2 separate regions of the Homo sapiens genome follow, and region 1 is linked to region 2. Evidence: read pairs that join two places in POLR2A ChIA-PET (ENCODE). Cell type or tissue: MCF 10A. All regions are shown on one strand. Links, peaks and the distances in the headings refer to the core of each region. The heading gives the core; the rest is flanking DNA.

Region 1 (2,805 bases), core at 66-2,565, 54 kb after region 2:
AAGCAGCTGCCACACTGAGTCCCTTAGCAGTGACAAGTCTCCCTGCACATCCTGACCAAATTGCCCTGGCCTTCCCTCTCCATTCCTCTACAAGGGTCCACACTATCAGGACAGTGACTGGTGGGAGTCTGCCCTCTCCTGGGTCTGGTGCTCCTCCCTGGGGCAGGAGGATGGAGGGGCCAGCGTGCTCACTCGGCCCTGAGGAGCATTGTTGTGGGTTTGTGATGAAGGCCTGGGAGGCTTAGGAGACCTCAGGAGCTGGCAACATGGAACCAGTTGCCCTCCTTGCAGGGGATGCCTATGCTTTGTGAACAGTCAGCAAGGTACTCTCAGACCACAGTCCAGACCTAGGGGCATTCCTGCTCTGCCCTCCATCCTGTCTGCTAAGGGCAGCCCTCTCTCCTTGCACACTCAGTTCAAAGCTCAGCTCCTCCAGGAGCCGATCCCGACTTCCTGCACCTGGAGCTTGCCCTTGGAGGACACCACTTGCATTTGTTCACTGGAACCGTGTCCTCCTCCCTTTGCAAGCCCATGCTGCTGACATGGGGCCATTCTCTGACTTCTCTCCCCAAAAGAGGGACACAGAAGCCAGACGTCAGAGTTACAAGGAGGTGGTCTGAGCCACCATCTAGTCTTGCTGATGATAAGCCTGAGGCCCAGCAGAAGAGGAGTCCCCAACACAGTCACGGGAAACCAGCCCTCAGACCAATGTTTGTTCCTTTTCTCCACATTCTCTCTGGGCTCTAAAGGGGCCTCCCTGGCTTACCCAGTCCTCAGCCAGGAGGCAGAGCCTCAACTCACCTGCCATGGAGGGGAGAGCAAGCCCAGAAAGGAAGCTCCCCGAGCTCAGCCCAACCCTAAGGGCAACAGAAGCTTCTTAGGGGAAGCAGAGCCACTCTGATGGACTGTGGCTTAGAAAGGAGGGCCCCTCCCAAGGAGTACCCAGACACCAGTGTTTGCCATAGGCTTCTCCTTCAGTTTAATACAGGGAGTGTCCCAGTGGCAGCAGTTTGTCTGTGAAAGCACACGGCATGCTCCTTCCACAGGGAGGGGTGCCCCTGGAGCCGGCCCGCCCGCTCCCGCTCACTTGCCTCCATTTTCTCTCAGAGGCACATTCTGTCCCTTGGCAAGTAGGATCATTGCCTCTTCTTGTTGGGGTGAGAGCCTGGGGCCCTTGTAGGACTCTCCTATCTCCCAGGGCTGGGTGGGGGTGAGTCATGAGTTGGCAGCGGGGACACTGAGTTGGCAAACACATCAATTGCTCCCTCTTGGAGCAGGATCCATGCCTGCCTGGGAGTAGGAGGCTGTGGTCTACTATCAGTCCCTCACCTGGACTTTTCAAGAAAAGACGAGAGGCCCGGCAGGCACTGCCGAAGGAACCCAGCTCATACACCTAGAAAGTGGCATTTGGAGCTGAGACACATGGTTTGGAAAGAGGGAGTTGGGTCTGTTTTAAGTTAGGGTAGTTACTCAGCAGAGCTACTTGTTGTGCATCAGTTTCCCTGTCTGTGAAGCTAAAGTAAATGAAGTCCTACCATCTTTTCATCCTGTTGCAAGGGCTAACTAACTGCTGTTTTCCTGGTGCCTGGAGTGCTCAGATGAAAGCAAAGAGGAAATTAAGAAGCTTTTATCCATCTGTAGGCTTGAAGCAAAAATCTGGGCTGGAGGAATTAACACTACCTCTGACCCTGGAGGGACCAGCACACAGACTTTAGCTCCCTGTAGCTACTCAGAGTCAGCTCTCAAGCCACATGCAACCCTAAGTGAGTCCTTGGCTGTGCTTTAGTCCAATTGCCTTGCTCCATAATTGAGAAAGCCAGGGTCTAGAGAGGTGAAGTCCACTCCAGATCCCTCAGTTTGTAGCAGCCCAGCTGAGACTGGAATCCACGCCTCCCACTGCTGATCTGGTATGTCACATCCATAAACTTCATACTGCTCTTTGAGACAGGAATTTTCATCCATTTCAGAGATAAGCAAGCTGAGGTTCAGCTAGATTAAGAACTTGACTAGAGTCACACAGCTAGTTAAGGAGCAGACTTGACTAAGAGTCACATGGCTAGTGAAGTTCCTGGCCAAAGTCCAGGGCTTATTCCTCCACTCCGGGCTGTCTCTGGGCATGGCCTCTGTTGACTGCGGATTGGTAAGGACAGTCTGTTTCTGCTGCTGCTAGGGTAGGAGTCCTACCGTGTTTCTCCCCGGCAGCCCCTCTGCAGTACCTGGCCCATGGCTCTGCCCTTGTGGACACTCGATTAGCATGGCTGTGACTGAGGGTGAACCACCAACCTGGGGAGCACTGTGCTTGGCTTTCCCATCCCCTGCTGGAGTGTGATGCAACCCCAGTCCTCTCATCTGTAACAGAGGCTTCATCCACATTTCTTCAGGTCTAGGGTGGCCAAGATCAGTTCTCCTTAGGGTAAGGGCCCCTAGCACATTGTCCACAAGACTCTGTCACAATGGGATCGTCAAATACAGACATATCAGTTAGGCAAGTACAACTGAGAAGAAGCTGGAAGAAAGATTTGCTAGTAAGTCCTGCGTTAAAGAGGAGAAATGGGGTCAATGAATAGGACAATGCCAAGACAAAGACAGAATTCTCCCTTGTTATATTCTGGGAGTTCTCACTCTTAGGCATGCCAGGCTGGATTTAACTGAGTGATTCAATGTGGCAGTCACCATGGTCACCCTGTTCCAGACCTCCCTCTGATGATGCCTCAGTGGTTTTCCTCTCTACTGATTAGATCCTGAGCAGGGTGGTGTAGGGCAATCTGCCACCTAAGAACTTTTTACTTGGTAGGACTCCCAGAA
Region 2 (2,805 bases), core at 191-2,690:
TTCCAGGGAACCTGCCCTGGTTGGGGGAAATAGCTGGGCTCAGGGATAGGTCTCAGGGCCAGGCTCTCTAATAGGCTCCTGTTGGGTATGGGGCAGGCTGGGGGTGCAGGGGAGACCAGGCTGGACCCCATGTTCCCACAGTGTAGCCACGGGCACTCACTTGCTTCTCTGGGCTTGGCTTCTCCTCTGAAAGTCCAGTCTGCCCTGTCATCCCTACCAGGAGGAAGACTAAGTGTGAATTTGGGGAAAATGCTGCTGATCTGGGTCAGCTCGTCTTCTCCCCCTGCACACATACCCTTCATGTGTTTCTCGCTCTGCGCCCCCCACGCAGGCACTGGGCCAGCTACTTTACATATGTTCTCTCCAGCCAACCATCCACAGTCCCCAGATCACACCGCATGTTGCAGATGAGGAAACTGAGGTACAGAGAGTTTAGGCAACATGCCAAGGGCCATTCAGTTAGTAAGTGGCAAAGCTGGGATTTGAACCCAGGTCTATGTGACGCCAGAGCCAGGATTCTTCCTAACATGTGGATCTTGTAGATTGAGGAGCATCCCAAATCTCCCCAGATTGCAGTGCTTGGGCCAGAATCAGAGCCTCCCGTGGGCTGACTTGGGGTGAGGGCACAGGGCAGGAGTCCAGGAGCTTGACCCTCTCTGCTGCCCTCCAGCTGCCCACCTGGGACCTGACAGGAGGAGATGTGCTATGTCTAGCACATGGAGGCGGCCTCTGGAGGGAACAGTAGAGGTGGGGTTGAGTGGGGCTCTACCCAGGGTGCAAGAGAATCATTGGCCAGCCTCCTCCTTCTTGGGAGTAATTATACCCCATACCTGTGTCCCAGAGTAGTTGGGGGGATCTGTGGGTCATGGAAGCACCTGTCATTACCTTGTCTGTGGGTTACCCCTCGACTCTGCAAAGATAGTGAGTAAACCTCAGGGTGGGCAGAATCCTGGGTCTAGATGCCAGCAGGGCCTATCTGGCTGTTGTTGGGGGTGGCAGAGGTGCTTTAGGGACCCTCTGCAGTCTACCTCCAGCCTTACTTTTCAGCCAAATGGAGCTAGCTACTTTTGTTTCTCCAGCATGTCCTATGCTCTCCCACCTCTGCATGGCTTTTTCTTGCCCTTCTTTCTGTCTCTGCCTATCCAACTGCCCTCCGCCTTCCTCAGGGCCTCGATGAAGTCCCTGTTTCTCCAAGAAGCCTTTGGGACTCCCTCCTGAGCACCTGGGGCTTCCTGAGCACCAGCGATGCCTCTGGTGATGCCTTAAGAGCCGCACATTGAAGGCCCATTCACTCTGGGCCTCCTGTGGTTCACAGAAACCAGGACTGGGTGCCCAGCCCAGACCTCCCTGCCTGGCACTGTTCCCAGGGCTTCAGCCCCACCCACCTGCTCATCCCAGGTTCTCAGCTCCCACCCCAGCATCTACAGGAATTTAAATTGCTCTCAAATGAAGACTCAGGAGAAAAATGTTTCCATACTTGTGCAGAGCGCCCTGACCTGGGGCGGGGGTTGGGGGAAGTAGCCCCAGCTCCGCCCTGTGGCCCTGCCCTCAGTGCTGGCCTTGGCCACACTGGCCACACCTGCAGCACGCCCCAATCCCAAAGCAGTTTTCCCCGTAAAGCCAGGCCTGAGCAATGCAAACCTGAAGAAGCCTGGGGCTAGGCTGGGGCTGCTCTTCAGGAACGCAGTGGGCGGGGTGGGAGAGGTGGTGTGATTCCCAGGCTGAGAGGTGCTGAGATTGTGCTGGGTTTGCTAAATGTGGGACAGGGAGACCTGTTTAGGATGAGCTGCCTCACCCCGTCCTCTCCCCACCCATCCGTACCCTGCCAATTCCCAGAAGATGATGCCAGCTAGGAATGCAGGTTGATGAAGATAAAGGCAGAAGGTCACTTCACTTCTACCTGGGGGCAATAGACAAAGCAGTGTTTCCCTCTGAACTTCACACAGAGACTCCTCTGGCCCCACATCTCCCACCTGTTCAGGCCCAGGTGATGTGGTGAGCAGTGGTTTCTGCTGGGAGACACTTGGCATAATTTGTAAGCCAGCTACATGATAATACTAACAAATGATATTTGCCTCCATATATTAGGCACCTATCGTGTGCCATATACTATGTTACGTAATTTATGTCCACTCTCTAATTACAGTAACATGCAAAATTAGGTCCTATATAATAACTCCATTTTATACACAAGGAAACTGAGGCTCAGAGAAGTTAGGTGACTCATCCAAGGTCATACAGGGCAGGATCCTGATTACTGTATTTTTATTACAATGTTAAAATTATTTGAATGGTACACTTCCTACCAAATCAAGTCAGGCATCTGATAGAAACAAAGAAAAGCATATTTTCAAGAAGTCCCTTCTGTATTTTAGCCAACAAATATTTGAATAATTTCTGATTATATAATGCAAAGTACGAGTGCATCGATCCTTATCATAGAAAAACTTGTGTGAAATAATGTTCAAATTTGTCTATTGCAAAAATTTGATCACTCACCTGGGAAATCTGGAATTAGGAATGTAAGATCTTACCACTGCCTCTTGCTCATATAAAGTGGCTTGTGAATTCACCTAGCCCTCATCCCACTCAGTTGCGGTTGGTGGTTTCCTCATCTCTCCCCTACATCTAGCCTGGGCACTTCCTGGGACCTGGGGTCCTGGGTTGTTCATCCGTAGATCCCAGTGGCCTCCATGCATGGGAATGAATACAGGAGAAAAATCATTCTCAAATTAGATGATCTTGTTTAAGGTTTGATCTTTTAAATATCAAATATCAGAGAGGGAAAATATGGCAAACTAATCA

Evidence for each region. Peaks named below come from ENCODE experiments on the same cell type or tissue, not always from the same donor. Only the 100,000 strongest peaks of a DNase experiment are listed, where the experiment ranks them.
Region 1: POLR2A ChIA-PET joins it to region 2 with 56 read pairs; 5 of 35 experiments call an interaction of 5 or more read pairs at or near these places.

The regions. Positions count from the first base shown.
Region 1 is chr1:201,298,469-201,301,273 of GRCh38, reverse strand. The region is part of intron 2 of PKP1 (plakophilin 1); the gene reads right to left. Among named protein-coding and RNA genes, the nearest start is that of PKP1, 16 kb to the right of the region's middle. In MCF 10A, for the core only: no CTCF peak of the experiment used is centred there; DNase peaks (open chromatin) are centred at 1,213 and 2,063.
Region 2 is chr1:201,352,217-201,355,021 of GRCh38, reverse strand. No RefSeq gene overlaps it. Among named protein-coding and RNA genes, the nearest start is that of TNNT2, 24 kb to the left of the region's middle. RefSeq lists an enhancer at 959-1,498. In MCF 10A, for the core only: no CTCF peak of the experiment used is centred there; a DNase peak (open chromatin) is centred at 1,651.